Regions from separate parts of the Mus musculus genome. Here region 1 is linked to region 2. Evidence: chromatin loops called from intact Hi-C (ENCODE). Cell type or tissue: gastrocnemius. All regions are shown on one strand. Each heading gives the region's core, and the rest is flanking DNA. Links, peaks and the distances in the headings are about the cores only.

The links. A loop is a pair of places that touch in the nucleus more often than their neighbours do. Peaks named below come from ENCODE experiments on the same cell type or tissue, not always from the same donor. Only the 100,000 strongest peaks of a DNase experiment are listed, where the experiment ranks them.
Region 1: a loop joins it to region 2, with 4 times the contacts of the local background. A loop is called at or near these places in 2 of 42 quality-filtered maps.

What each region holds. Positions count from the first base shown.
Region 1 is chr11:54,136,756-54,152,491 of GRCm38, forward strand. Gm12223 (a long non-coding RNA gene) reads left to right here and starts at 5,113. Exons shown (of 9, transcript XR_003949549.1): 1 at 5,113-5,233. In gastrocnemius, for the core only: a CTCF peak has its summit at 8,336 (motif pointing right); a DNase peak (open chromatin) is centred at 8,338.
Region 2 is chr11:53,995,069-54,010,804 of GRCm38, forward strand. Slc22a4 (solute carrier family 22 (organic cation transporter), member 4) reads right to left here. Exons shown (of 10, transcript NM_019687.4): 2 at 12,700-12,803; 3 at 10,326-10,480; 4 at 2,309-2,480; 5 at 896-1,022. Among named protein-coding and RNA genes, the nearest start is that of Slc22a21, 23 kb to the left of the region's middle. In gastrocnemius, for the core only: CTCF peaks have their summits at 7,251 and 7,807 (motif pointing right); DNase peaks (open chromatin) are centred at 7,266, 7,865, 9,318, 11,286 and 1 more place; H3K27ac peaks cover 959 bases.

The DNA of each region.
Region 1 (15,736 bases), core at 4,940-12,939, 140 kb after region 2:
ATTTCCCTGATGATTAAGGATGTTGAACATTTTTTCAGGTGCTTCTCTGCCATTCGGTATTCCTCAGGTGAGAATTCTTTGTTCAGTTCTGAGCCCCATTTTTTAAGGGGGTTATTTGATTTTCTGAGGTCCACCTTCTTGAGTTCTTTATATATGTTGGATATTAGTCCCCTATCTGATTTAGGATAGGTAAAGATCCTTTCCCAGTCTGTTGGTGGTCTTTTTGTCTTATAGACAGTGTCTTTTGCCTTGCAGAAACTTTGGAGTTTCATTAGGTCCCATTTGTCAATTCTCGATCTTACAGCACAAGCCATTGCTGTTCTGTTCAGGAATTTTTCCCCTGTGCCCATATCTTCAAGGCTTTTCCCCACTTTCTCCTCTATAAGTTTCAGTGTCTCTGGTTTTATGTGAAGTTCCTTGATCCACTTAGATTTGACCTTAGTACAAGGAGATAAGTATGGATCGATTCGCATTCTTCTACATGATAACAACCAGTTGTGCCAGCACCAATTGTTGAAAATGAAGCCACAACGTACCCAAACCTTTGGGACACAATGAAAGCATTTCTAAGAGGGAAACTCATAGCTATGAGTGCCTTCAAGAAAAAACGGGAGAGAGCACATACTAGCAGCTTGACAACACATCTAAAAGCTCTAGAAAAAAAGGAAGCAAATTCACCCAAGAGGAGTAGACGGCAGGAAATAATCAAACTCAGGGGTGAAATCAACCAAGTGGAAACAAGAAGAACTATTCAAAGAATTAACCAAACGAGGAGTTGGTTCTTTGAGAAAATCAACAAGATAGATAAACCCTTAGCTAGACTCACTAAAGGGCACAGGGACAAAATCCTAATTAACAAAATCAGAAATGAAAAGGGAGACATAACAACAGATCCTGAAGAAATCCAAAACACCATCAGATCCTTCTACAAAAGGCTATACTCAACAAAACTGGAAAACCTGGACGAAATGGACAAATTTCTGGACAGATACCAGGTACCAAAGTTGAATCAGGATCAAGTTGACCTTCTAAACAGTCCCATATCCCCTAAAGAAATAGAAGCAGTTATTAATAGTCTCCCAGCCAAAAAAAGCCCAGGACCAGACGGGTTTAGTGCAGAGTTCTATCAGACCTTCAAAGAAGATCTAACTCCAGTTCTGCACAAACTTTTTCACAAGATAGAAGTAGAAGGTATTCTACCCAACTCATTTTATGAAGCCACTATTACTCTGATACCTAAACCACAGAAAGATCCAACAAAGATAGAGAACTTCAGACCAATTTCTCTTATGAACATCGATGCAAAAATTCTTAATAAAATTCTCGCTAACCGAATCCAAGAACACATTAAAGCAATCATCCATCCTGACCAAGTAGGTTTTATTCCAGGGATGCAGGGATGGTTTAATATACGAAAATCCATCAATGTAATCCATTATATAAACAAACTCAAAGACAAAAACCACATGATCATCTCGTTAGATGCAGAAAAAGCATTTGACAAGATCCAACACCCATTCATGATAAAAGTTCTGGAAAGATCAGGAATTCAAGGCCAATACCTAAACATGATAAAAGCAATCTACAGCAAACCAGTAGCCAACATCAAAGTAAATGGAGAGAAGCTGGAAGCAATCCCACTAAAATCAGGGACTAGACAAGGCTGCCCACTTTCTCCCTACCTTTTCAACATAGTACTTGAAGTATTAGCCAGAGCAATTCGACAACAAAAGGAGATCAAGGGGATACAAATTGGAAAAGAGGAAGTCAAAATATCACTTTTTGCAGATGATATGATAGTATATATAAGTGACCCTAAAAATTCCAACAGAGAACTCCTAAACCTGATAAACAGCTTCGGTGAAGTAGCTGGATATAAAATTAACTCAAACAAGTCAATGGCCTTTCTCTACACAAAGAATAAACAGGCTGAGAAAGAAATTAGGGAAACAACACCCTTCTCAATAGCCACAAATAATATAAAATATCTCGGCGTGACTCTAACGAAGGAAGTGAAAGATCTGTATGATAAAAACTTCAAGTCCCTGAAGAAAGAAATTAAAGAAGATCTCAGAAGATGGAAAGATCTCCCATGCTCATGGATTGGCAGGACCAACATTGTAAAAATGGCTATCTTGCCAAAAGCAATCTACAGATTCAATGCAATCCCCATTAAAATTCCAACTCAATTCTTCAACGAATTAGAAGGAGCAATTTGCAAATTCATCTGGAATAACAAAAAACCGAGGATAGCAAAAACTCTTCTCAAGGATAAAAGAACCTCTGGTGGAATCACCATGCCTGACCTAAAGCTTTACTACAGAGCAATTGTGATAAAAACTGCATGGTACTGGTATAGAGACAGACAAGTGGACCAATGGAATAGAATTGAAGACCCAGAAATGAACCCACACACCTATGGTCACTTGATCTTCGACAAGGGAGCCAAAACCATCCAGTGGAAGAAAGACAGCACCTTCAGTTCTTTTTAATGGGTTTAGTTTTCTGGGGAATTTCTCTTTTATTTCCTCCATGTTTTCTTGATGAAAACAGTTCCTTGAACGTTCTTGTCTAATAACTCCATGGTTTTCATTCTCTCTCTCTCTCTCTCTCTCTCTCTCTCTCTCTCTCTCTCTCTCTCTCCCTCTCCCTCTCCCTCTCCCTCTCCCTCTCCCTCTCCCTCTCCCTCTCCCTCCCCCTCCCCCTCCCCCTCCCCCTCCCCCCCTCTCTCTCCTCTTGTGTTCTGGCTTTGATCTAGTCTTGGCATTTTATTGAATTCTGAATGCTGTGTGACAAATTTCAAAGCCCTGGATGGTGATGGCTTCCTGCACAGGGGCTCACACTCTAAGAGGCAGAGGAGACCTTGATCCAGTCAGAGCCAAGGCTGACTTGATTAATGTTAGCTTGAAGTTTTTGTTGACTACTTGTAGTGTGCCTTCCACCTCCACCAGGCTATTGTCCTCTAAGGGTTTCCCACTGGAGGCTTATAGTGCTCTCTGCTCTGTCCAGGTTTTCCATTGGAGTGCTTACCACGCTCTCTGCTCTGTCCGCATTGGCCATTCCTTGGGACTGACCCTCGGATATTTTATGTTAGCTTCCAGTTTTTGACTGCCCCCAATGTCATTCTTCTTTTCAAAGAATTCGAAAACTTAAATCTGAGCCAGAGATTTTTCTGCTTAATATCCTAACCTTCCAGCCTGTGCAATTTCAGAATCCAGAAACTGTCTTAATAAGTAACAAGGGTGAATGTTTGAGCAAGTCCCTTCTCCCTCTTTCATTTACTTATTTTATTGAGTGTATGGTGAAAGAGGGAAAATGGGTCAAAAGGGAGGGAGGGCAGACCATCTTCCCATGCTGGGATCAGTCATGCCTTAAGAAGGAATGCAGGAGGCTGGAGAGATGGCTCAGCAGTTAAGAGCACTGACTGCTTTTCTGAAGATCCCGAGTTCAAATCCCAGCAACCACATGGTGGTTCACAACCACCCACAATGAGATCTGGTGCCCTCTTCTGGTGTGTCTGAAAACTGCTACAGTGTACTTACATATAATAAATAAATAAATCTGAAGAAGAAGGGGGAGAAGGAGGAGTAGTAGGAGGAGGAAGAGGAGGAGGAGGAGGAGGAAGGCAGCCAGTCAGTCCAAAGGGACTAGTGTGTACTCTCGGTGCTTTGTTTGATTCCCAAAGGGCAGTCTTGGAACCCTGCAGAGATAGACAGAAATGGAAACCACAGCAAACAAGCTAGTTAGAGTGAGTGAGCAGAGCAAGAGAGCTGGCAAACACACAAAGCCAAAAGAAATGTCTGTCAAGTTTGGCCCCACAAAGCAAAGCAAAGCAAGCTCACATACATTTCCTGAGACTCATCCCTGGCTGGAGGGAGAGTGATGTCCCTGAGCATTTTTGGAAGAAAGAAGGGAAGAAAGAAAGAAAGAAAGAAAGAAAGAAAGAAAGAAAGAAAGAAAGAAAAGAAAGAAAGAAAGAAACTGTTGACCTGAAATTCTGACCCCATACTTGCTTGCTAAAAATAATGGCGGCTGCAGGGGGTGGGGGAGGTAGGGTGGATCAAGGTCATAAGGAATTTAAAAATCCCAATATACTTTTGTTGTTGCTGCTGTTGAGCTGCTGTTCCTAGTGTGAAGAACACTGCTAGCTCGCCTTCTTCTAAGAAACCCTCTTGTCTTTAGGGATCCTTCATTCCCTAGCTGTCAGACTGAGTTCACAGCAGAAAACAGGCTTTCGGGGAGAAGCATGTCCCTGCCCCTGTGTGCTCATGCTGAGGGAGGCATGGGACAACCCCTTCTCCCTCTTAATGTTCTGTTTTGTCTTCATGTGTCCTTTCATACTGCCCAAAGTACTCTGGCCCCACTTTTACCACAGGTCTACAATCTGCAAATGAATTAAAGATAATAGACTTTTGGTTTCATAATATGAGCTTCATCCTTCATGATCTTGCTACTCATGCTTCCCAGGAGATTTTTGAGCAGTGTAATTCAGAATTTATGATTTTCTTGGCTTGCATATTTTTCTTTTACAATATTTCCCCTTTTGTTATTTATATTTTATGCATACTGGTGTTTTGTCTGCATGTATGTCTGTGCACCATGTGCACGCAGTGCCTGTGGAGGCCAGAAGATGGCGTCGGATCCTTGGGACTGGTGTTCCAGATGGTACGTGGGTGTCGCTGTGAAACCTGTGCTCTCTGGAAGAGCATCTGATACTTCTGAGTCATCTCTTCAGCCCAACTTCCATGTTTTGTTTTGTTTTGTTTTTAAAGGATGCCAGGAGCCTAAAAGTTGTTGTACTAGAATCTCTCCCTTCTTGGCTGGAAGTAGAAGTCTATTGTTGTTGTTGTTATTATTATTATTATTATTATTATCTTTTCATATGAAATATAGCACAATACAGAAAGCCTTGTCTTTGGTACTCTACTTTGTTATTACCAGATGTTGAATGTCTTAAATGAAGCATGACATCAGCCATTAAGGAATCTGTCATGTGCTGGTGTCTGTCCATGAGCATAAAACCACATCCTGGGATAATGTTGGGTGACTCCTGCCTTAGAGGCAGTACCTGCTCATGGCAGTCCCTGTTAACCAACCCAGCCGAGTGAGTAATTTAGTGTCCGCTAGGTACTGTTCTGGGGGATGTTACAGCCTGTCTCTTCATTCAGAACAGGTAATGTGCCTGAGTTAGGACAAAGTTAGATCCCTGAGGTCACATGGGGGCTCCTGACTGGTAAGTAGAAGGCCTGGGACTCAAACCTTGAACTGGAAGTTTTCAAAGTCTTTGCTCTTAAAAAAACTTACTATAGTTTCATCTAATAGTTATTAAAGGTCTGTTGGGGAACCATGGATGGAGAAAATACTGTCTTTGTCTTTAAATAATTAAGAGCAGAAGAAACTCATAAGCAGGTGTGGGAAGCTGGAGGCGTGGTAATGAGCCGCTAATGTTGCAGGAGTGCCTGAGGAGGAGGGGGAGAGGGAGGGAGGGGAAGGGGGGAGAGAGAGAATACGTGTGTGCACTTGTGTGTGCTCCTGTGTGGATATGTGTGACTGAGTGGCTGTCAGAGTGAGGGACGACTTTTACCAGAAACTTGGCACTACAGTGGATGGCATTGGAGCAAAATAGCTTGTGCTTTCTCTGTTAGACTAGCTTCAAATAAATACAATGGCTTTAAAAATAATAAAGAACAGCTAGGTATGGTGTCTGCACTCTCAATATTTATAATTTGTGCCATCTCAACTACTTCATGCTTCATCCAGTTTCTTACTAGAAACTGCAGTCTTAAATTCTGTACACTATAAATCTTAGGTCTTTTGTGTGTTGTTTTTTCCTGCTTTCTTCCCAAGCTTGAGAAATTGTCATTTAACTGATGTTCACTGCCTTTCATTTCTCTCCCCTCTCCTTTGCTACTTTTTGATAGTCTGGTGCTTACAGCCCTTTTGATTGCCTGGCAACATAAATCTCCCTTTTGTTTGCCAAAACTAAGATGGTATCTCCGACATTCTATTATGTGAGGTGACAGGCTGGCCTGGCATTTGATCAGTTGATCACTATGGTTTAGTCAATTTGACACAGAAGTTAATTGTCACATGCCCTTTCACCTCTCAGTTTTCTGGCAGTTTTCCTGTCTTAAGAGCCATGATAATTTGCCCTGTAAAGCTGAAAACTGTCTATGTGACACAACCTAGAATCACCTGTGAAGAGAGTCTCAATGAGGGATTGTCCAGATTGTGCTGTTTTTGTGGGCATGTTTTGGGGGTGGATTATGTTATATATGTGGAGAGGCCCAAACCACTCTAGATGGCACCATTCCCTAGGCATGGGCCATGGACTATAGAAAAGTGGGGATACTGAGCTGAGCACTAACAAGCAAGTGAGCATGTATGCGTTCGTTCTCTTTGTTCCTGATCACCAGCTTTCTTGTTTGATTATTTTTAAGACAGGGTTTCTCTGTGCAACCCTGGCTATCCTGGAACTCAAGCTATAGACAAAGATGGCCTCAAACCCAGAAATCCACCTGCCTCTGCACCATGAGTGCTGGGATTAAAGGCGTGCGTCACCATACCTGGCCCCTAAGTTGCTTTTTGCCAGGGTATCTTATCCTAGCAACAGAACCAAACTGAAAACAAAACCAAGTGCCATGTTTCTTAATCTAGTTGAGCTCAGTCTTAGTATGTTGGTGTTAATTGTGAAAAGGAATCTTCTCCTTGCTTGTCTAATAAAATTATAACATATATGTGCATTCTAGGGCCACCGAAACAAAATGGCACTTACTGATTGCATGGATGATGCAAATCTGTTCTCTACAGCTCTACAGCCTGAAAGTCCAAGATGTTGCAGGTTGAAATTTTTCTGAGACCTCCCACTTGGCCTCTGATGGTCACCCTCTTGTCTGTTGTCTGTGCTTAATAAAGACACCGGCCTTAACATATAGCCATGTGACCTCATTTAACCTTGTCATATCTTTGTTGAGTGTAGTTTTTGCTCCCCCTGCTTTAAGGTCCAGGAATACGCCTCACTACCAGCCCCTTCCCAGAGAATGTTGGATACATGGATGAAAAACACAGATACACACATTGTTTGATTTCAACCTGCCTTCTTGGCTTAATTGCTGGGCACTTCTAATCTATAGCAGCTAGCATGCCCTTCCCAATACTCTTAGCTCAGCATCCTAAATCTGTCCTCAACTTTAGTTGCTTAGTTACATTTAGTCCCAGCTAAACACCCTGACCTCCCACTTGGAGAAGCAACCTATGGTCGCTCTGCCTTGGATCTCACATGGCTGGTCAATTTTCCCCTCCAAAACATGGTGCAAATCTCCTCCCCTGTGTCTGCTAGCTTGCCTGTGGGGCCTGGAAGTCTTGCCTATTACACCTACCTCATTGGCCACTAGCATCTTTAGTGATGGATCAAGAACCAATGGGGAACAGGACCTTAGCATCAGAACCACTTTCTACATCTCACCTTTTCAGTCCAATAAAACAAACAAACAAACAAACAAACACCTCTTCTCCCAGACATAAATAGAACAAAGCCATAACAATCATGTAAATTACAAAGTATGATATACAATTAACATCCAGTCTATCATGTTTTCCAGTTAGTTAAAGTACTCTACCATCATTCCTAAGTTAAAGAATTATGATTCCATCCCTGGATTGTGTTTAGATTTTAGTCTGTAACACCATCTGAAAAGCATGTCTTCCACTCTATAACCACCTCCTAACTTTGGCTGTCTTATGCAGAAAGGTTAAGGAAACTACCCGATGATCATTACAGGTGCTGTCTCCGTTTTGAAAGTGCAGAGCTGTTTAAAACTACCAGACTGTCTGTCATAAACCTTGATGAACTCTAAATGACCCTGCAGCATTTCCATGTCGGCAAAAGGAAAATACTTCCTTTTGTGGTCTGGCAGAGGGACTAAGAGGCAAGGTTGTGATTGATCCAAACCACAAGCTTCAATGGCCGTGATTGGTGCTAAGAGGAGGTTGTATTAGTTCTAATATGGCTGTGATCAGTCCAAATGTCCCCTCTTGGGCCAGGTGATCAGGCCACTCAGGCTTAGCCCATTATGCTCTCTTCTACTGATACTTGTGTGTGCAACATCAGACCCAAGAATAGGCTTCTTGTGAATGGTCTTTTCTTACTTACTTTTATCACTACAACTGGAGCTGACTGTGACACACACTCACACAAAGAAGTAGCAGAGGTAGTGATAACTGTCAAGGCGCAGGGACAAGAGTCTGAGATCTCAGGCCAAGAACTGGAGTGCTGCTGGGACCAAGGACACAGGGTCTAGATACCTGAGGTGTGCACATTGCTGTAACACTAGAGGGCGCCACTTGCCGCTACTTCTGCTGGCCTACTGCTTCTGTTCTCAGCAGTCAAAAAAAGCTTGCTTTCTGTGATTTCTAGCTAGGCAGAGCAAAAAGACCCTCAGCCAGTTGACTGTTGACCCAAGGTTGTCTTGGACATTATTCCCAGGGCTGGTGCACATTGAAGAGTTTTCTTAACTTTTATAGAGATTCTTTTACATGCTAGCAAACTTTATTTGTAGTGTTGTTATTGTAAAACATTGGGGATTAAGAGGTCAGTAGTAGGGAAGTGCCAAGGGAATTGACAAACCCCCAGTTTGATGTTTAAAGTACTTTCCATACTCGCTAAAAGTGCATTTGCTAGGTGGATGGTCAGTACCCCAGGAAGTCTGTCTTCACTGTTCCCTCATCTTCCTCCCTTCCCCAACTAGCCAGTCTCGTTCTCATCATACCTGTGTAGCCAATGGAATCTTACAGAAGTACCAGCCTTCCTCACTTCTATTTGTGTGTGAGGGTGGGGTGGGGGTTGGCCCAGAGGGTGATGTGAGGAATAATCAATCAATCAATCAATCAACCAACAATCATTGATTGTTTTTTCTTTCTTATTCATAGAGGCAGGGCCTCTTAGTCTAGTCCAGAGTTCACTGGTGGGGCCATTCTCAAAAGATAGCATGCTCTGGATGATCCCTGGAGAAACAAATTTGGGTCCTAAGGCTTTATTGGCAATCAAGGATTTCAAACCATAGCTACAGATATATTCCCCACCCTCTTCCTGCATCATTGAGTTCTTGAGCTCACAGCGCTCTCTCTCTCTCTCTCTCTCTCTCTCTCTCTCTCTCTCTCTCTCTTCCTCTCTCTCTCTTTCTCTCCAAGTTTTCACTATGTTGCTCTGCTTAGCTTGGAACTGACTTATCAGTGTAACTCTGGCTAGCCTGAAATTCACTGTCTCCCTATGTAGACCAGGCCGGTCTGAAATCCCTCCGGTGTGGAATTGGAAACCTGCATCATCCCACGCAGCCAGAGTGATCTTGGTTTTCATCTCATCAGTTGGCTACTTGAAACTTTGTAGCACACTGATTGCTCTCTCACTTCCCGTTCTTAGAAATGTTACAAAGCCGGTCCTTAACTCAGTCCTTGAACCTGTCTGATAAAAATATTCTGGTTCCTCCTAGAGGTGGAGCCTGGAGGACACTGCTGACAGCATCTTTCCTTCAGTTGCTAGCCTCACTATTCTTCCTTTTATTCTCAGCATCCCTATGGGCTTCCGGGCCTTCTCATATGTGCCTTATTGTCTCCTTCCTTTTTCCCTTTCACTTCCATTGCTATGGCAACCACATGCTTGTGAGTTACTAAGTTGGGCTTTGTCCTCCCTTCTTGAACTCTGTATCTAGACCCTCTTACCCTGCTTTCTAGTGGACACACTAACATCTAGATTGGGTCTCACGGATAATTCTATGAATGTTCTCAAATAAGGTAGGGTAGTGCAATGGTTAGTTTTATTCGTTGATTTTGACACCACCTAGAGACACCAGGGAAGAGAGTCTCTCTGAAGAACTGCCTAGATCAGTTTGGCTTGTGGACATGTCTGTGCGACAGTGTCTTGATTGTTAGGATGTGGGAAGACCCAGCCCATATGGGCAACACTATTCCCTATTCATAGTGCTATGGACTATTTAAGAGTAAAGCCTGCATTCACCTAGCTCTGCTCTTGACAACAGATGTGATGTGACCAGCTGTCTCAAGCCCCTGCTGCTATCCCTTTCCTACAGTGACATCCTATCACCTGGAATTGTGAGTTAAAATAAACCCCCTCTCTCTAAGTTATTTTTTGTTGGAGTATTTTATCACAGCCACAGGAAGGAAATTGGAATGCTTAGGAAAATGTAGTTACCATTGCACTAAACTCATAGTGTGAAAATCTGAGGATTCCCAAGACTTTCCCTGTAAAAACTCCCTGCGGTTTCAGAGAGTCTTGGTTTTGCTAATTCAGATCTTGTGTTAGAGCGTGCCTGAGTTAATGCTAAACATAAAAGTGCCTTTGCAGAGAACGGTGGAGGGTATCATTTTCCTGCCTTCAGATATGAACCTTGATGAATCCAAAAGTCTGATTTGTAGAAACAGCATCATAGACTGAGCAGCCAGGAGCCTAGGATGGACTTTGGATTAACTGTGGGTTGTGTGTTTCAGTCCTTAGCCTGGTCAGGCCACAGATCCTCAAGAATCGCTTGGTGTAGTCAGTTTTCTTTCTTAAGAAAGCACAAGCATATCTGAGTGCTTGTGTAACAGGAGCGTAGAGCAGTTGAAGCCTCGGGCTTTCTTCTGTGAGAGCCAGCCAGGCTTGGTACTTCTCCTGTTCCTGAGTTATTGCCTTAATGGTCAGTATGATGGTTGACAATGTCAACTTGATTGCAAACACCCAGGGAGCTGGGTGTGGTGACTCATACCTGAGATCCCAGCACTTGAGAAGCTGAGACAGGAGGATAACCACACTGTGGTGCCAGCCTGGGCTGCAGAATGAAACCTTGTTTTGTTTTAAAGTAGAAGTCTCTGGAGAGCCAGTGATGAACATTTTGGCATGTGCCTGTGAGGATGTAGCCAGAGAGGTTCCACCCAGTGTCAGCCCTGAACATGATGGCCACTATATAGACTGAATAAATATGGCGAAAGGAGAAATATCAGCTGAGCACTCTCCTTCCACCATTGCTGTTTCCCAGTCACCACAGGCTAAGAACTTCTCCATCGGGATGGACTTTATTCCTCTGGAGTGAGCCTGAGTTGAGTAAGCCACTGTGCTGTCACAGTGATGCAAAAATAAATAGATAGATAGATTGATAGATAGATAGATAGATAGATAGATAGATAGATAGATAGATGATAGATAACGCAGCCAGTAAGGCATGTTCTGAGGTTGACTCCCTGTCTCCTGGGTAATAGCTCTCTAGCTCTTTTGTACTTGGGCTAATATGGTACCTAAGATTTGCTTTTGTAAGGACGCCATGGAAGACAGTTTAACTACCAACCTTAGCATTCATAATCCATCTGTCTTCTGTGTCTTCTTCCATCTCTCTGACTACAATTTCCACATACTTTCCTTTGGGTCACTTTCCCTTAGTTATTGCTCAGGTTCTATTTTCAAGCGTCCTTAGCACATACTGATTATACAGAATAGCTGGTCTCATTATGGCATTCTACTTCCTGTCTATAATGGATCTTGATTGTGTTTCTCTCTATGACCTTTGTCCTCTATGTTCCTCCTACTCCTGCTCATCACCTCCCTCTTCCCAACTGGCCTGCACTGTGATATCTTGATGACTACTTGACAGTGGAAATGAGTCTCTGGGCTGGTCTGTGAGGGCTTAGTTAAGGATAGTGGCAGTTGAAGTGGGGAGGTAGGAAGGCCTACCAAGAATGTGGGCAGTGCCCTTGCATGGGCTGGGACCCTGACTGAATGAAAGGGAGGGAGACTGAGAAGGAGAGAGAGAGAGAGAGAGAGAGAGAGAGAGAGAGAGAGCTGAGTAAAAGCATTAATATCCCTCTATGTCCTGATTACACATGCAATGTGACCAACTGCTTCCTGTTCCTGCTTATAAGCTGTGGTGGTTTGGATGACAATGAACCCCATAGACCAGCATGTTGGAATCCTTGGTCCCAGGTTGGCAGAACTGCTTGGGAAGGATTAGGAGGCGTGGCCTTGGTGGAGGAGGTGTGTCGCTGAGGGCAGGCTTTGCCATTCCCTTGTCTTTCTTTCTGCTTCTTGCTGTGGGTCAAGATGGGAACCCTCAGGTGCTCCTGCTACTGTGCCTTTCCTCTGCCACCATGGATTCTAACCCTCTGGAAACTATAATCTCAATTAAATGTTTTCTTTTATGAGCTGCCTTGGTTGCGATGTTTTGTCATAGCAATAGAAAAGTAATGAAGTCACAAGCTTTCCTCACAATGATGAACTATACATTTGAACTATGAGCTCAAATAAACTTTTTCTTCCTCAAGTTCTTCCTGCCAAGTATTATTGTGTGTCAATTATTTTTACAGGGAAGGTAACTAAGGAACTAATACACTCATCTGCTTTCACGTATACTTGTTGTTGTTTGTGAACCAATGAACGTGATTACACAGACACAGGTGAGGCATCTGCAGAATTATGGGCAACTTACCAGTGTCTACAGCACTATAGAAAATGTCTCTTTTCCAGCAACAGGTAACTGCCTATAACTCCTCAGGGAAGAGTGGGACCCCACAAGCCCCTCCCGATGCCAGGGCAGGTTGTTCCTAGGCTCAAGTTTGTGTAAGATTTGTGCTGATAATCCATAGCTCCTGAGAACTTGAGAGCTTGATAGTCATCTCACGGCCTTAAAACAGTGCTCCATATCCCAACCCTTTCCCACCACTCTCACTCTTATATTCTTTCCCATCTTTTTCTGTGATACTCCCCGAGCCTTGGAGTGTGTGATATAGACGAGGCTTCCAGGCAGGTAGGATTAGGGTCTTAAAGCCACACCCATAGTGACACATCTACTCCAACAAGGCCATACCTTCTAACAGTGACACGCCCAGGGCTGAGCATATATAAACCATCACAGTTACTATCCTAATGGTCATGCCACATGCCACTGTTGTATTGGTGGGCGTGTCTTGCTTGTTATGTTGGTAGGGTAGTGTAGGATGCAGAGTCCATAGCTGAAGAGAGTAGAGAAAGCAGCCAGAAGGGCATATGGGGCCATGGAGGCAGGACAACAGCTTTAGGGATTTGCTCTGTAAGTCGCAGGGCTCTCTTCTCCTTGCTTTGTGAGAAAGACAGGAGAGGGTTAAGGAAGTGGAAGGAAGCAGCTCCTTTTTGAGACCATTGCATCATCCAAGGAGAGGTTACAGTAGCAGATGAACCAGCTGTGGTGGAAGTACTGAGAACTGATTGGGCCTGGCCTATATTTGGAAGATAAAGATGACAGGATATGGTAGCGTGTTGCATGTGTGCTATGAAAGGAAAAAAAGAGAAGTCAGAGATGAGTCAACTGCCTTTTGTTTCAGTGGCCTCAATAGTGTGTTAATTACTGAGGCAAGGGTCAGGTTTTACAAAGTGTATGTTCTAAAAGCCAGGTATGCCAAGCTTAGGAGATAGCAGGCTTTAAAAGCTCAGAGCCAGGCTGAAGTTGTAGCCTGGAAGGAGAGTGCACCCCTAGCATGCGCATGTGCAGGGCCCAGCAGGGGAGGAAGTCAACCCCCCCCCTCTGTTCCAGTTCCTAGTCTAGTCCATGTTACTGTGGGGTGAGGGGACAGCTGTCCTGAGAATTTTGTTATGTTATGTAAACATGGTTTTGTTTTAATCCCAGGTGTGGGCTATGGGGTTGCTTCAAATTGTCTATAGCAGCAGAGTCTTTGCTTCCTGGGCACTCTGGGAGGGTGTGATCATTGCCAGCTGCAGATACTTTAGTTCTGGGGACTCTGGAGAGGGAATAAATGCCAGAGCCTGGAGAGAGAAAGAAGGCAGCTGTCTTCTCTTCAGCAGGTCTGAAGATCGCTCCTCTTAGCTGTGTTACTTGAGACAGAGCTGGTATCCACCAAGTCCAGGAGTGTTCTGCTACCTACTCCTGACTTCGACATTCTGTGGTGGCATTTCTGAGCACACTCCATCTTTTCATGAGCGTCATCACCTGCTTGAAAGATGCAGGTGCTCTCCAGGGAAGATTTGCTTCCGTCATCGGGTTTTGACGAGAAGAAATACTCAAAGGTTCAGAATTCTCGCACTTACTCTTTTCCTGTTGGGAGGTAGCCTTTCCCTAAGCTCATTTCAAACTTTGCCTGCAGGGTGTGCCCAGAGGGTAGAGACAAGCCTGAAAGGGCACAGAAAAGCTTTCCAGTGTAAGAAAAGTGCATGTCAGTAGTGTGTGACCATGTGAAATGAGTGTGTTATTTATTTATTGTGTGCATGTGTGTGCATGTGTGTATGCATGTGTGTGTATACATGTGTGTGTATGTGTGTGTGTGTATGAGCATGAGTAAGTGGGTGTATATATGAAAGTGGGTGCTTGTAGCCATGGAGATGAGAGGACACCCTGCCTCTGCCAGTTTCTCCTACTACCGTGTGGCCTCCAGGAATCAAAGCAGGCTACTGAGCTTATCTGCAGGCACCCTTACCTGCAGGTCCTTTATCACTGTTAACTGATTTGACATTGTGTTTCTACTACTGCAACTTTCATCACTGAGACTCAACCCACAGAGACGGAAATTACACTGACGTAGCTCTAGCTCTGTTGTTCTTGCCACACAGGGTGTAAATACCAGAGTTCAGAAGTATCTGCTTTGGTGCTTAAGCTGAGGTCGCTATGTCCCAGTGATTGACACATGATCTTCACAGCTTGCTTGGCTCTCACGCTTGACTGTAAGGTCTGGACGGGTTACTAAACTCGTGGGGTTCAGCTCCCTGCTTTATTACATTGTGATAAGTTTCCTCATCTCCCTGGACTTGTTCTAAGTACTAAATGAATTTATGCATATTTACAACAGGGTAACTTCTCAATAAACGCAGCTACTATCATTATTCAAAATGTAGAGAGCAGACTGGCGAGAAGGCTCAGAGGTTAAAAGCATTTGTCTGCTCTTCCAAAGGACATGGGTTCAATTCCTAGCAACCACATGGCAGCTCACCACTGTCTGTAAATCCAGCTCTGGGGGATCTGATACCCTAATACGGACCATAAATGCAGGCAAAACACAAACACACACATAAAATAAAAAATAAACAGTTTAAAAATAATGTAGAGAGCTGGGCAGTGGTGGCGCATGGCTTTAATCCCGGCATTTGGGAGGCAGAGGCAGGCGGATTTCTGAGTTTGAGGCCAGCCTGGTCTACAGAGTGAGTTCCAGGACAGCCAGGGCTACACAGAGAAACCCTGTCTCGAAAGAAAAAAAAAATGTAGAGAGCAAGAAGGACACCAAGGGCAATATTTGGGGAATATGGGAATTCTGAGAACAAAGATGCTTTACATTGATGAGACGGTGAGTAGTTAGTTACAGTGGACAGGGGGCTGTGCGCCACACATGCCTCGTCTATTTTAATCCTCATTACACTAACATTACACAGTAAGAAATAGAACTAAGGAAGCTGAGTTAATCTGCCCAAGATATTTCAGCTTGTAAATGGAAAATCTCTTACTCTAGAGCTACCACAAAATACCACACACAAAAAAATACAAACTTGTGTTTCATCTTTGAAGTGGGTTTTGATGAATATCACAGATGCAAATGGAACCAGAGCCTAAAGGATCACTCTATCTGATGCATTATCCTATCAATGAAGAACCTCACTCTACCTGATGATGCATTATCCTATCGATGAAGAACCTTTTCCTGTGCATGGTACGCGGCAGCTTCTGGCAGACTCCTGTGAGCTTATGAACAGCTTTTAAAATAATATGCTGCCCAC
Region 2 (15,736 bases), core at 4,187-12,186:
TTCCTGAAAGGCTTTGGTGTAATTAATCCAGGATACAGTGGGAACTGGGGTTTGGCCAACTCTCAGATGCACATTTTCCAGGTACTGTGGGTATCTTAAAAATACAAGTTCATACATAACCTTGTAATGGTTGGACACACATGCCAATGCAAAGTTGGAAACTTGCAAAAAGCAAAGATAGCCCATTCAGCAGGTGGTGCAGCACACCGGATAGCCACCTGCAAAGGATGAAATCAGAGTCCTATCTTTTACCTGTTCAAAAATCAACTCAAAATAGATCAAAAGTCTTAGTTGAAAACCCAAGATGCTAAAACTTCTAAAAGAAAACATAAGGAATACTCCTCAGACACTGGGATAAGGAAGAATTTGAAGACAAGAGTCTCCTCACCAGCACAGGAAAAGCACCAACTACCAGCAGAGAGATTGCAGAGCAAACATCTTATAGAATGGCAGACATCCCTTACCTGCTAATATCCAGAGTTCACAAGGAGTCAAACAAGTACTAAGAGGATAAAACTGCCAATCAAAAACTGGGTTTATGAATTGTATAGACAGTTAAAAGACAGACAAACACCTAATGTTCTTAATTTATAAATAGTCCTTTAGGTAGATTTTTTTTCAGGAAGAGAGATGATGTCTTACTATGCTACTCAAGCTGGCCCTGGGCATCTGGGCTTAAGAAGTCCTCAGACCCCCTCCTCCTGAGAAGGGTGGAGAACAGGTGTGCATCGCCATGCCTCCTAAGATTTTACCTGAGAATGTAACTGTGATACCTAAGGCAGTGCCTGGTATATTGTGGGCATTTAACAGGTAGCGAGTTACACTAAATTCCATAAAAGAAAGTCTCTGCAGAGCTGATCTCAAAAGGGATGTCTGCACACAGGTGCTCGCTCACCTCTAGAGGATCGAATATCCCTGCTGGCGCCACGATGCTGTTCATCTTTGCGGCTTTCTGGATGATCTGTTCGGCCTCTGCAAATCTCCTCTGGGATATCAGCCACCGGGGAGATTCTGGAATAAACCTGGAATTCATTTGCAATGGTTCATTACCTTCTATAACCACAGGATTTGATGTTAGCAAACATATGTAGCAAAATGTCCTAGGTCATTTTAATGTTGCAAATATTCTACATAGTTCTAAATACATAAATAATACATATACACACATATATATTAATTGTTAATTAGCGATAGAGCAATAAGGACACCAACCCACCCACAAAACTTTTGACCCAAAATTTATCCTGCCTACAAGAAATGGAGGGACGGGAGATGGAGCAGAAACTTGAGGGAATGATCAAGCAATAACTGGTCCAATTAGAGACCCATCCCATGGACAAGCACTAATCCCTGACACTATTAATGACACTCTGTTATGCTTGCAGACAGTAGCCTGCCTAGCATGGCTGTCCTCTGAGAGGCTCTACCCAACAGCTGACTCAGACAGATACAGAGACCCAGAGCCAAACATTGGAGCTTGGGGATGGAGCTTGGGGACTCTTATGGAAGAGTTGGGGAAAGGAATTCCACAAGAAGACCAACAGAGTCAATTCTTGGGTCTGAATCGCTAAGCCAAGAGCATACATGGGCTGGATGAAAGCCCCCTGCATGTATGTAGCAGATGTGCAGCTCGGTCTGCATGTGGGTTCCTAACAACAGGAGCAGGGACTATCCCTAAAGCTGTTGCCTGTATGTGGAATCCATTCCCCTAACTTGGCTGTCTTGTCTGACCTCAGTGGGAGAGGAAGCACTTAACCTTTGCAGAGACTTGAGGTGCCAGGGTGGGGAGATACCCAGGGTTGTGGGGGGTGGGGGTCTGTGCTATCAGATGAGAAGGGGATGAGGAATGGGGGATAGACTGTGGGAGGGGAACAGAGATCAAGATGTAAAGTGAATAATTTTTAAAAAAAATGTGATGAAAGATTTTTAAAATTAGAAGGAAAGGAAGGAAGGATGGAAGGAAAGAAGAAAGGAAGGAAGGGAGGGAGAGAGGGAAGGAGAGAGAGAGAGAGAGAGAGCCCTAAACAGCACAGAGTTAAAGACACAACCCAGCAGTACCAGCTCCACAGACCACATGGAAATACATGGGCAGGAGACTGGAGTGGGAAGTATCTGGAAGAAGTCTGAGACAGGCTTCCTACAATGCATGTGCCCAGTCACTGAGATGCAGAGTGCTGGAAGTTTGGAGGCAGCAGGGCAAGCTGCAGCAGAGAGCACGCAGACACAGCTAGGTGAACAGTGGGCTCATCTCTGGAGTGCCTGCCTGCCACAAGGCAGAGGGCTGGCTGGGAATGGCGGTTGTACTCACCACCACAGGGGAACACAGAACAGGCCAGGCAGTGTCAGGGCCAGCAGCAGCATCCTCCAGTCTCTGATGAAGTATGCAAACAGCGGCAGGACCATGTAGCCGATTGCAAAAAATGTACAGACTCCTAATGTGGAGAAGATGATGCGAACCGACTTGCTCAGGATTTCAGTTCCTGTTCAAAACAATGGGCAGTATTAGCATTTCTGCTCTCTTCAACATTTGCCTTTTTGAGACGGGATCTCTTTCCAGAGCTGGGGATTGAACCCATGTATGTTTGACAAGGGCTCTACCAATGAAACTACTGCCTTCTGACAATGCTGTTTTCAGAGGAAGGCCATCGGGAGACACAGAGACTGTCTTGTCCAGGAGACAAGAAGTGGCTCTTTTAAGACACTGAGTGGAGTCAGGCTGTGGGAGGCTTGTCCACAACTCTCCTATGTGTGACCAGTCACTGGCCCGTGAGATAACAGTGGTTCTCCCAGCTGTCAGGACACAGTCCCTGTCCTTGAACCCTGAGACATGATACTCAGAAGGCAGCTGCCTCTGGAGTTTCCCAGAGCTGGCAGCCAGCACTGGAGCTGATGTTCTCCAGGCAGACAGTGTTCTATTGTCTCTGTAGGGTGACAGCCCAGGTGTCAGGCACATATCCAGTGACCAAAGCAAAGGCTTGAGGCCACATGCAGTTGGTACTGTCTGGGGAAGGCTGGACTGGCAGCAGGTTTCTGTCCTATGCAGCTCAGCAGTCCACTCAGCAGTGGGTCTTCAGAGATGGTGTCACTTAGGATCCTAGCACAGCATCCTCTGTGGGGAGCCTTAGTCCTTTCTAGAATCCACTCTGGGCCTTCTGACCTGAAGGCAGAGATATAGCCGACAGCAAGGGCTTTATTCTTTGTATAGGACTTGCCCACACTACAAAACACTAGAAATATTGATGGTGAACTTGAAGAATCTAGAGTCATCCAGAAGTGAAGACTCTGGGCATGTCCGTGAAGGTTTCCGGATTGGGTAAACTGAGCGAGGAACACCCTTTGTAAATGTGGACAGCACCGGTGCATGGCATGGGGTCCTCGGCTGAACAGAAAAGGAGAAAGTAGGTCCCACTCCTCAATGGTTCCCTTCTCATGATTTTCTTTCAGTTTCTTGAGAGAGCTGAGGCTGGGTATCTCACGACCCTCACAGCGTGACCAGGCTTCTAAGCCCAGGGCCATCCTTCAGCCTGTAGATTCATTCCAAAGGATGCGGTCTGACTACTCTGGGTTTCATGAGTCAAATTTCCAGATGTTTCCTTACTCTAGGAATGAGTGCACTCTACCATGACCTGGCTGTCTTTGGGTCTTTGGCTGGGATTACAATATGGCAATGAATGTGTGTGTGTGTGTGTATGTATGTGTGTATGTGTATGTTTGTGTGTGTTCTTCTTAAGCAAAAATCTAGAAGCAGAAAATTTGATCATAGAAAAGAAATACACACGGGACCCGTTTTCTGTGAGGCCAGGGAAGACACCGTAGCACTGGGCCACAGTCTGAGAGCAGACAGTAACACACTCAGCATAATTTGGTCATGCACCAGGTAGGTACCAGGCAGGGACAAGAGCTCTGCCAGCCCGTGGATCACAGAGGACTGTACAGACAACTCCACCACTCTTTAACTTTTAGGACCTCTCCCTTCCTTAGACACTGCTGTCATTCGAGTGAGAAATGTCCCCACTGGCTCATGCATTTGGCCACTTAGCCTCAACAGGTGGTACCACTGCGGAAAGTGATGGAGTCTTTAGGAGGTGGAGCCTTGCTGGAGGAAGTACATCTAAGGGTAGGCTTTTAGGCCTTATAGTCTGACTCCACTTCCTTTTCTCTCTATGCCTCCTATGTAAGGAGAAAATGTTGTCACTCCGTTCCTGACTGCCATGCCTCCCCCACCGTGACAGACAGTAGCCCCTGGAACTGTGAGCCTAAAGAAGCGTTTCTTTCCCCAAGTTGCTTGTTGTCAGGGTATTATATGACAATCACAGAGCAGCAACCAAGATGTACATAATCACCAACATTGTCACAGTCATTGTCTTTATTACCATCACCACCACCACCATCACCATCACCTCCATCATCACCATCATTACCATTAGCACTACCACCATCATCATACTCACCAACATTGTCACAGTGCATTGTCTTTATTACCATCACCACCACCATCATCACCATCACCATCATCTCCATCATCACCATCATTACCATTATCACTACCACCATCATCATACCCACCATCATCTTCAGAACCAACGCTTTTATGAGCAGTTCTTTAAGCCCCACTTCAGGATAAATGATCCCTTTGACGGTTATCTTACAAACATTCACCTAAGACATAAGGAGTTGAAGCCACTTGCCTACAGTCACGTATCTGTAACAGTGACACAAACTGCAAGTGATAGCTCATAGTTAAAATCCCAGAACTGAACAAGTGGAAGAAGGAAGACTGGGGGCTCTTTGGCTGCATAAATTCTGAGCTCAATGTCAGCTTGGGCTATAAGAGATCTGTGTCTCAAAATCACAGACAAATGGGTGAGAGCAGTGGCTCGGTGGGTCAAGTGTTGGCTGATCAAGCAAGGGCCTGAGTTTAAATCCCCAGAGCCCGTATAAGAACTGGACATGACTGCACACGTTTGGACATCCAGCACTTGGGGGTAGGAACAGGAAAATCCTGAGAGCTAGTTGGCCAGCCAGTCTAGCTGAAACGGCAAGTTTCAGATTCAGTGAGAGAGTGATAGAGGAAGACATAGGGCATCAATCTCTGGTTTCCACACATGCACATACACACACTTGAACATCACACATGCACATACACACATGAATAGAACCCAAACAAATCAGAATCCTAGAGCAAACAAACCTCAACACAGTGATAAAACCAAGATGTAAGCCGTATCTGTCAACCTATGCATGTCTAGCTTTCAAGAAGAAAATTGCCTGGGGCAAACCCTTTTGTCTTATGGACCAGTCCTTCAGCTGGGATGCTAGTGGAGACACCAGGGGAATGTGTCTTTCCCACTTGTGAGGCGGAATGTCTTTCAGTTCTTCTTGGGCTGATCATTAAACTGGCTAAGAGAGAAGTTCTCTCTGAGGGACACCAGGAAGGGGCCCCGAGTCTGGCAGATGCAAGAAGCTCCCTGTGTGCTCACCTGGGGGAAAGACCCATGGCAGAGATGACTCCCAGATTGGCTCACCCAGATCCCTGTAGTCTCCCTCTGTCCCATGGGCTTCTGATCCTAGGCAAAGCCTGGCTTCTCAGGGTCTCTGGAGAACAGAATCCCCACATCCCAATACAAGAGCATGTCCTAGTTCTGACGAGACCATGGGCAGCTCCAGGAGATTATGCCACTAATTGGCTCCTCTACCTTCCCTTTGTCATCCAGCCCCAGGAAGCACTGGGCACTCTCCATAAGGAGGCAGCAGGACATGCACCCCAATGCAACTGAAGCCTGCTGCACATTCTAGCTCAGGAGACAAGCCTGGGGAATGGATGTGCTAGGATGGACTGAGGGGGCAGTGCCCTGCATCATAATGGGTAGAGAGTGTGGGCTCCTCTATGCTAAGTCCCCCTGTGAGGGTTAATACTGCTTGTCAATTTGATGGGATCTAGAATCACCTAGGAGACAAATCTCTGGCATATTTGTGAGGGATTTCTGTTGTGGATTGGTTCTAATGCTATTTGTGTTCATTCGGCTCCCAAAATCACAGGGAACCCACACGTCTGAACTGAGGGTCCCTGTCCCCAGTTGGCTCTGACTGGGAAATAAAGTTGCCAGCAGCCAATGGATGGGCAGGGAGACAGAGGTGGGGCCTTTAGGATTCCTGGACAAGAAATGCAGAAGAGAAGGAAGAGGGCATCCCACCATGACAAGGGTGTAGGAGACCACACCGGGAAAGTGCAGGAGGGAGAGACGGCTGAAATGTAGATGCAAAGGGGAAAGCAGCCCCTGGAGGACCCCAGAAGGGTCCAGGGCAGCAAGGATAAAATACAGATTTAGTAAGTGTGTTAACTCAGGAATATTGGAGGGGAGTGTGTTAGCCACATGGAGGTTCAGAAGTGGCCTAACCATTAAGCTAGTTATACCATATTAAAATATAAAGTGTGTGTGTGTGTGTGTGTGTGTGTGTTTCCATCTGGGATCCAGAACATAAGGGCAGGTGGTGAGAAGTGTGTGTGTACCTGCCAGGAGATAGAGCAGATTTAACAAATTACCTCATCAGGTTTCTAGATCGACTTAACTGGGGAGAAAGGTCCCCATAAATGTGGGTGGAGCCAGGGTATGGGAGAGGGTGCTGGGCTGAATAAAAAAGAGAAGGCCAGGTGGGCACAAGCATTCATTTCTCTGCTTCCTGACTGGAGATACAGTGTGGTTGGGGGACTCCAACTTCTGCTGCCACGACACAGAAAATGAGATCTGGGTTTTTGAGATAAGCTAGCCTATGGTATTTGGCTATGCTATTTCATTCAAATAGGCCAGGACAAATTTATATTTCAAGTTTAAAGCATTTAAAGGTTGGAGTATAGCTTAGTTATACAGTGCATGCAAGAAGCCCTTGGTTTGATCCTTAATACAAAAAGATATGTACATTAATAAATTAGTGAAAAACAATACAAAATAGGTGGCTGATAAAAAGCCATGTAATTGATGTAGTTAAATCTCAAATATGACTGAGATCCCTGGTAGCCAAAGTTATAGAACATGCCATCAAGTGTATGCTCATTGAAAGGGAAACATATGGATTGGATCAAATGAGCTTTAAACATGTCTAAAGAGAAGCTACAGCAAGGATGGCAGGGGTGGGGTGGGGTCGTGGTTGGGTGTTGATGTTAGAAGTCTGAAAAATACTGAATTAGTGAGCTCAGTCAAGGCAGGAGGTGGTTAGGTTTTCTGAAGACAGAGAACCAGAGGGCGCTGTTGCGCTGCAGGAAAACCCGCAGCCACCAGGTCCATCCTTCCACCAAGCCCTCCCTTGCTGAGAAGCGGTTCTTTACAGGGGATGAAGGAGATCCACTGCTGGCATCTTACCCAGCAGTCTGTAGGCAGGTTGAGGGTGCTATGCCTGAGACTAACACAGGGCCTAGAAAGCTGGGGTGAGAGGGTCAATGACCCTGATTTTGAGTCTCACTTCCCCCACCCTGGGAGGTGTATCCTGTGTGTGTTGCTCTGAGGAGCATGAGTTTAGTTGGCCTTTTGTACTATCCTAAGACTCTTGCAAGCCTAGTGAGGTTTTTAAGAGCAGCCTAGAAGAAGGCTCATTCCTGTACTGCTTTGGGAACAATTCAGGTTCTGGAATCAACACAGAGATTAATCCCCAGGATGAACATTTTACCATCCCAAGCATCCAGATTCCCAGAGCTGGGAAGATCAAAGTTCAGGGAACTTCTCAAATGAAAATCTGTTAGGTTCAAATCTGGCTTCAAGGAAAAGAAAACCAACAGAAGCCTGGAAAGTAGCTGTTTTACTCGTGAAACACCAGAGGGCACTGCTGTGCTGCAGGAAAACCAGCAGCCACCATGTCTGTCTTTCCACAAAGTCCTCCTCCCCTGTAGAAGTGCCTGGGATGCCATCTGTTCTGGGACAGATCAGTTTTCAGCGACACTTTCAGGCCTTCAGACCTAAGATCGTAACACAAGTGTTATCCCAGAACCTAATGTTAGCAGTTTCCCTCCGAGCCCGCTAGAATGAGAAGGGTGGACCCAAGCAGACAGCGAGCCCTGTGAGTGCAGTCTTCTCTGTTAACTGTTGGCCTGACACACCTAAGCTCCTGCCCACCCTTGACCTGGCCCTCTTCTTCTCTACCCTGCACTCGAGGCCATGGCCACGTGGGAAGGAGGGTTGTGGAAGGCAGTGCCAGAGCTGTGGTACTTGAGGGGGCTGGGGCTGCTGCTGGGTGGCTGGGCCTGTGGATAAAGTGCTTGCAGTACAAGGATGAGGATGTGAGCTCAAATGCCCAGGACCCGCTTAAAAGAGCTGGGCACTGTGGAACACGCCTGAGAACCCAGTGCTGATGGGACAGAGACAGGAGGCCTCTGGGGTAAGTTACCTGAGAGCTCCAAGTTTAATGTAAGTTTATGCCAAAGAATAAGGTGAATGGCCAGCTGGCTGGCTCAGTGCCAGTCCTGGTCAGCTGAGTTGACTCCCAGGGCCCAGCGTGGTGGGAGGAGAAAATGAAGTCCCACTAGTTCTCTGCTTTTCACCCGTGTGCTATGGCTTGCATGCACCCCCTTTCCTCATACAAAATAAACATTCATTTAGAAAAATAGGCAGAGAGCAATTGTGAAGGACATCCAGTGTTTCCCTCTGCATTAACCTGCCCACACTCCTGAGCTCATACTTATGCATACATAAACACTCACAGAGACAGACAGATAGACACACAGATAGACAAACACAGACACATAGAGACATACATACATACATACATACATACATACATACAGACAGACAGACAGACACAAGTTAAATAAGTAAAATGCATCAGAGGATGAGGCTGTCTGGCATAGACCACTCCTTGCTCCCAGCCGGGGCTGCTCTGACTTTGTCCTCCCATCCAGAGGGACCCTCACGTCCCACCCTTCCCAGGTCTTACATCACTTACTGCTTGCAGCTCTTTTCTTTCTACACAAACGTCTCTGCTCTCTACAGACATAATAATATTTGTTATGGTGAAGTGTTGTTGTTGTTTTGCTTTTAAGAGACATGGTATTGCTACATAGCCCAGGCTATCCTAAAACTGATCATTCTCCTGTCTCTGTCTCCTGAGAACATGTGTGCATCTTCACAGATAACCTCAGAAAAACTCCTGTCGCTCTCCTCATCCTCCTCGGAAGGCTGAGAACCTCGCTCCTCATGCCAGGGCCTGCTTAATGGAGGGCTGCTTATTGAGCCACGCGGAACCCTGTGTCTCCTGCTTGCACTATCCCTTCCTGTGAGTCCTCTTCCCTCAGACACGAGGCTGGGCCCGTGGCAAGAGGCCATTCACCAATAATTAAAGGAATGGAATTTGGACAATTCCACCTTGGCAACCTGACAGAGGGTGTGCATGTATTTGGCTAACACAACATAACACGGCTAAGGCCAGTGAGTCACAAACTCCTGAGAGCAATCAGAACTACATAGCCAGGTGTAGGAAAGGCTATTCGACCTCTATGATAGAGCACGATCAATAGTTAAGCTGGAACAATGGGAAAAGACTGTGATAATTTGGGGCCAACTAAAATGCTTGTTCTAAGTATTATAGGACTTTGTGTTTATTATGCTGTGGGTATACTACCTCACCTCCTTTCATAATGAGGGGGTGTTAGGTGGTGGGAATCACACTTTTCAGAGCACCCCTGAACAACTTCTATGAAACTCACCTCATTTCCTCCTCCAGAGAAGCTGGAGAGTGTCTAGGGCCTCCCCAAGGCCTAGGAACTGATGGCTTGCCCTCCCTCAGCTTGGCCTTCCAACAGTAGGACTGTTATCAGAGAGGCACAGCTGTCCTGTGTGGAGCTCATATGCTCTGGGTGTGGGCTCAGAAGCAGGCCAGAGCAGCTCTGCCCAGGTGGGACAAAATCCTGCCACCTAGCAAGTGCCTTTCCTTCCTCTGTATATGGCACATCGACCCCACTAAGTTGCTTTGTAGGCCACCAGCCTTCTGCTTTCACAGCCCAGCTCGAGGGCTTTATGTCCTCTGTTGTCTCTCCCCCAGGACCTCCCGTCCCTCACTCCTTGCTCCTGAGAATGTGTCTCTGCTGTTGTGTGGCTACTTCTGCCTAGGTCAAGCTCTTGTATTTGGCCATATTCTGGCCCAATACTGATGGCCTCCTGTGAGCTCCAGTCCTGCTGTGACTGGCTCAAAGCTGCAGCCTCCTCCTCCACCACACACACACACACACACACACACACACAAGATTGAGGACACTCTGGATACACACTCTATGGCGCCCTCCTCCCTGGCCTTTCACAGGGTTGCAAGGAGGGACATCGAAACCCAGAAGTCATTCCTACCTAGTATGAAGGCCACCACGTAGTTGGAGATCTGGCCCATGCCCACAATGGCAAACAACACAGTGAACATCTCCCAGTTGGTTGAGAAAATCTGCACGAAGCTGAATCCAGTCTGCACAGCCATGGTTGCAAAGAGGACTTTCTTCCTGCCAAACCTAGAGGACACAGCATAACACTGTAAGCCAGGGTCAGTTGTAACACCAAGCCTAGCCTCACTGTAGGCTCTGTCTTGTGTCAGCACTAAGGCAGATGTATGTTTGGTTTCCCTTTGTCCTCCCCTGTGACATTCTGCCAGCCTCCTCCCTGGAGGAGCATCTGTCTGCCCAGGAACTACCTTCCGAGGTACCAAGCCTTGCTTCTGGAAAACACAGGACATCTTCCGTGAGAGTCACATTGACAAATCTGATCTTTAGAAGGAGCTGTAGGGAGGCTGGGCGCAGGGGCATGTTCTAGTGGACAGAGTTGCTTAGCATGAATGAAACTTTGGCTTTGACCCCCCAGAATGGGAAAGACTGGGTATGGTGGGGCATATTTGCCATCTCAGCACTTGAGAGGTTGAGGCAGGAGGATCAGGAGCTCAAGGCCACTGTTAGCTACATAGCAGTTTTGAGGCCATCCTCAACCATCCTGGGCCTGTCTCAAAACAAAACAAAACAAAACAAAACAAAACAAAACAGAACAAAACAAAACAAAACCCTTCAAAGTGCAGTTTGAAGACACTTCTTCTATCACCCACATGGGAATTCTGTAAGTTTAAAAATTCCCTGAAGGGTGGTTGCTTCTTAACCTTGGCTGCACTTGGAACCACCCAGAGAGCTTTAAAAATGACAGACAGTTCTTGACTTACAATGGTTCAGCTTAGGATGTCATGCCTTTACAACAGTAGGTAAGTGCTGTACACTCAGTTAGGGTACCAGCTTGGAATTCTGCCCTTGAATTCTATGCACTCTCCGTGCTGGACAAGGTTGTGGCCTGTGGGCCTCTCTGTCTGTGCCAAGCAGCAACACTGAGCTACCTAGCTGATGGACAGTGAGGGGAGGCAACCGGCCCCCTACAGCTGGCTGTTTGCTGAGCTGGCATGCGGTATTAGCTGTTTGAAGAGTTTTACAACCTAACATCTCTTCAGATGGGCTTATCAGGACAGGCCAAGCAGCAACACTGAGCTACCTAGCTGATGGACAGTGAGGGGAGGCAACCGGCCCCCTACAGCTGGCTGTTTGCTGAGCTGGCATGCGGTATTAGCTGTTTGAAGAGTTTTACAACCTAACATCTCTTCAGATGGGCTTATCAGGACAGGCCTAAGGGAAAGTTAAGAGCATTCCCTACTCATACCAGCACCCCACTTTGCCCGGGTCTTGTTTATTTGCAATGCAGGGTGAGTATTTGGGGTGTGATGAAGTTTCTCAGGTGTGTCTATGTGTCTCTAAAATTGAAAACAACTGCTTTATGAGGTGATGTCATTCTGAGCCATGTCTGTTGCGCCGCTCATCAATTTAAGCTTTAAATATTCATTCTGGTAATGACCCATGGGCAGGTGGAGGATGGGCTTTAAAGCTTTGGGGAGGGTAAGAACACCAGGAAGCCTCATCCAACACTGCCAGTTAGCATTCCTGCCTGCCTTGGCCACAAGAGCAGGTAAACACAACTTGGGATACTTCGATCTTGTCCTCACGAAGCCTGCAAGCTCTGGAGGCCAAAAGCCAGCCTGGGTCAGCCCTGTGGCTGCAGGCCCAGCCATGGCTCAGTTCCCAGGCTCAGAGTGCATAGCAGGGGCTGCTTGGCTTGAATCTAGCTTTCGGCTGTTTGTACAGCAATGACATGTCACCTACCCCCTACCCTGTCAAGAGTTGGGGGCAGAGTGTAGGGCAATGATGATAACAGCATCCTGTTCTGTAAAGGGACGTGTGGTCCAAGGGCTCCACTTTCTAGTGAGGTTGATACTTGCATCTCTTTTGGCCAAAGCCCCGTGAGTTCAGCCTGGGAGTGTGACAGGAGTGGGTCTTGGCAGGATGTTGAGGCTGGAGTTACATCTTAGTACCATCTGTGAAAGACTTATTCATTTACTGTGCTAGTTTGTCACTCAAGGCAGCGTCTTGTCATGTAGGGGTGATACAGTCAAGACTGCACAGTAGGTCTATCTGGGAAAGATTTATCTAATTAGTTAGTCACATAGAGTCTTGATATAGAGTCCATGCTGACATCGAATTTGTAATCTTCTCAGCCCTAGCATCCCAAGCGCTAGGCTCCTCCTATTATTTACCCAGTGCCTAAAGGGTTCTTCCCTGTGTAGAAAGCCCATGAATTTGATCTTGTGTCAAGATGGGCTGACATGATAAATAGCTACACCCCATCGCTCCCCATCCAAGGTCCTTACCTGTCTGACAGCTGCCCAGACACGAAGGAGCCGCAGAGAACGCCTACGAAGAACAGGGAGGTGGTGAGGGGTGTCTTCCAGTCATCCTCACACACCAGATTCCACTGCCAACAAGACAGCATGCAACGTGAGCCCAGTCCTCCAGCACGACCCACCCGTGCCCCACTCCAAGGAGCGCCAGATGGATGCCGGATGCACTGCCCTCCCTTGTGCCAGCAGGCTGGCTCTGTGCAAAAGGTACAGGCCAGACAACTCTGGGTCTGACTCTGCCATTCAATGTGACGAGTAGCTTGGGGTGTGCCAAAGTCCCTCATTGAAATGCAGCTTCCTCTTCAAGAGGAAGGAGATGGCTTTAACCGCTTATATAAAGTATCAAGAGGGCCAGCGAACCCTCAACCGTAAAGCAGTATGAAGCAAAGGAATCTCTGTCCTTTTTGAGGCCGCCCTGCACAGAGGGAGAGATTTGAAAAGCCAGGAAAGTAGGCCATAAGACATGGCCAGTTGGTCCAAGAATAAAATGTCATCTCCTCTGCTGGAAACTGAAAATAGCCCCAGTGCTGGGTGAGTTTATTTTTTTAAGCAGACTTCTCTGGAAAGTGTTGGCTCCCTGACACCCTAAAACCTAGATGGAGCATCTGACCCATCCCAGGGACCACTGTTCTAGCCCTACCCACCCTTTTTAAGGGTTGTCTAAGCCGGCTTCCTCAAATCCTCACCCCTTCTTTCCATAGCCTTCCCAACAACATGGTCCCTCCCAGTCAGCAAAGCCCCGTGGGCTGCTACCAAGCTAACAAGTTCCTGCTGCTGGATCCATAAAACCAGTTTCAGCTCGAGTTTCTGTTCCCAGATTTCCTCTGAAGTCAATTCAACCCAGTCTCAAGGGAGGCTGCAGAGAGTTCAAAGTGTGCTTGATGATCTTTGTTTGCGAATTTTGGACTTGCAGTATGTATGGGAACAGTGTGTCGCAAGACGATCCCGCTGAGGAGAAGGACCCTTGTCTCCGGCCTATTCCTCGCTCCCCTGGGTGGGCATCCCATGTCCACGACATTTGCAGGGCAGTTCTGTTCTTATTCCCTATCTGTTCTTATTCCCTATAGCTGCTCTCAAAGTATAGTTGATTTAAATTAATTCATGCATATGCATCATTCCATATCTCATCCTGTGGTACAGAGAGATCTTTCTAGAAACACAAACAAACAAAACCACATAAGCCAAGAAGCTAAGGCAATCAGGGCAGACAGAAAGTCCGGGAGGTTAGAAAAACTCAGGTCAGAGGTCACACCAGCCAGTCCTGCTCAAGGGTCTACTTCTGGCAATGGGGTTTAAGAGATGGCTTTACCCCTTCTCAGCTTTAGAAGGGCCTCATGACCCACAGTGATTAAGCCTTCTGCAGAACAACAGCTTGCCTAAGTCCCGAGACTCAAGAATTAGTCCTTGAGACTTCTTTCCGTGAAGGGTCACTCTAGACCCCTGATGCTGGCTGGAGAGTCAAAACATGGCTCTGCAGAAGAAGACCATGGACAGGGAAGTCAGCTCTAACGCTCAGAAGCAACCCAAGGACCCGCCTGAGGCTATTCGAGTTGCCTCACCCCATGCTATGGTGTGACTGTTCATTAAGACTGTTCACAGAGAAATTTAATCCCTATTGTAAAGGATTAAGCAAGTAGACAGACTTAGTTCAATGATGGCATTTGGAGGTAAGAATTTGGAGTGGTGATTAAGGTTAAATGAGGTGATAAGGGTGGGGCTTAATCCAAAGGGACAGCAGCTTCGGAAGAGAATAGATCTAAGTAAACTGAGTTTTCTGTCTCACTGATGTCCTGTGCAAGACACTGAACTTGAACTCCACCTTCATAACCTGGAGTTGAATAAGCCTTTATTCTGTATGTGTGCTGGCATGTGTGGATGGTTTGTGAATAGTGTGTTACATACATGTGAGTGTGCACCCACACACACTGGGTGGGGGGAGAGGATGATGTCAGGTGTCTTCCACTATCACTTTCTGCCTTATTCCTTTGAAACAGGGACTCTCATTGAACTGGAAGCCCCCAGTTTGGATAGGCTAGCTGGCCAGTGCACTTCCAGGAACTGCTGTCTCCAACACTTAATGCAGGTTACAGACATGTGCAGCCATTCCTGGCAATTATTTTTACATGATTCCTGGGGATTTGAACTCAGGTATAAGCACCTGTACAGCGAGTACTCTTCCTCACTGAGCCATCTTGCCAGTCCAAACCTTCAGTCTTTATACATTACCTAGAAATGGGACCAGCGAGATGGCTCAGAGTGCTCAGGGGCTTGCTGAGTAAGCCTGGCCACCTGAGTTCAATTCCTGGAGCTCGTGTAAAGGTGGAAGGAGGGAACCAACTTCACAAAGTTGTCCTCTGACCTTCACCTTCACTCTGTGGTACAGCCCCCCCATCAGCCACCCACACTAATATTAATAAATTAAATAAAGTTAAAGAATAATTACTCAGAAATAAAAATGGACCTGAGGTCCCTGAACTCTGGGAGACGAGAGAGACAACAAGCCTTCTCCTGCTGTCCAGCCAGGTTCCTCCTATGCTCTGTCAGCCTATGGACCAGAAGGGAGTAGCAGGCGAGATGTACCTGCATGAATGGGTGTCTTCTTCCAAATCGAGCTGGCCAAAGCTTGGAAGGCAGCTTTGAGTTCTAACAGAGAGACATCGCTATATGGCCAAGGCAAGCCCACCCTTCTTCCAGGAATGTGACACCAGGAGACAACTGCTCAGGACTATGGGGCGAAGGCTGACATAATGGAGTTCAGCCATGTACAGCACCCAACCAATCTTATGCCAGCAGAGGTGTTAACCATGAAGCCACCAACCATCACTATTCCAGCTGCATCTAGGCAGCAAAGAACTTCTAAGTAGGATATTCTCTGCTTTGTGGTTTTGTTTTGCTTTTCAACTGTTTCACTGCCAGGCAAAGAAAGGACTTCATGACAAGCATGGTGGCCCACACCTTTAGTCCCAGGACTTGGGAGGCAGAGGCAGGCAGATCTTTGAGTTCAAGG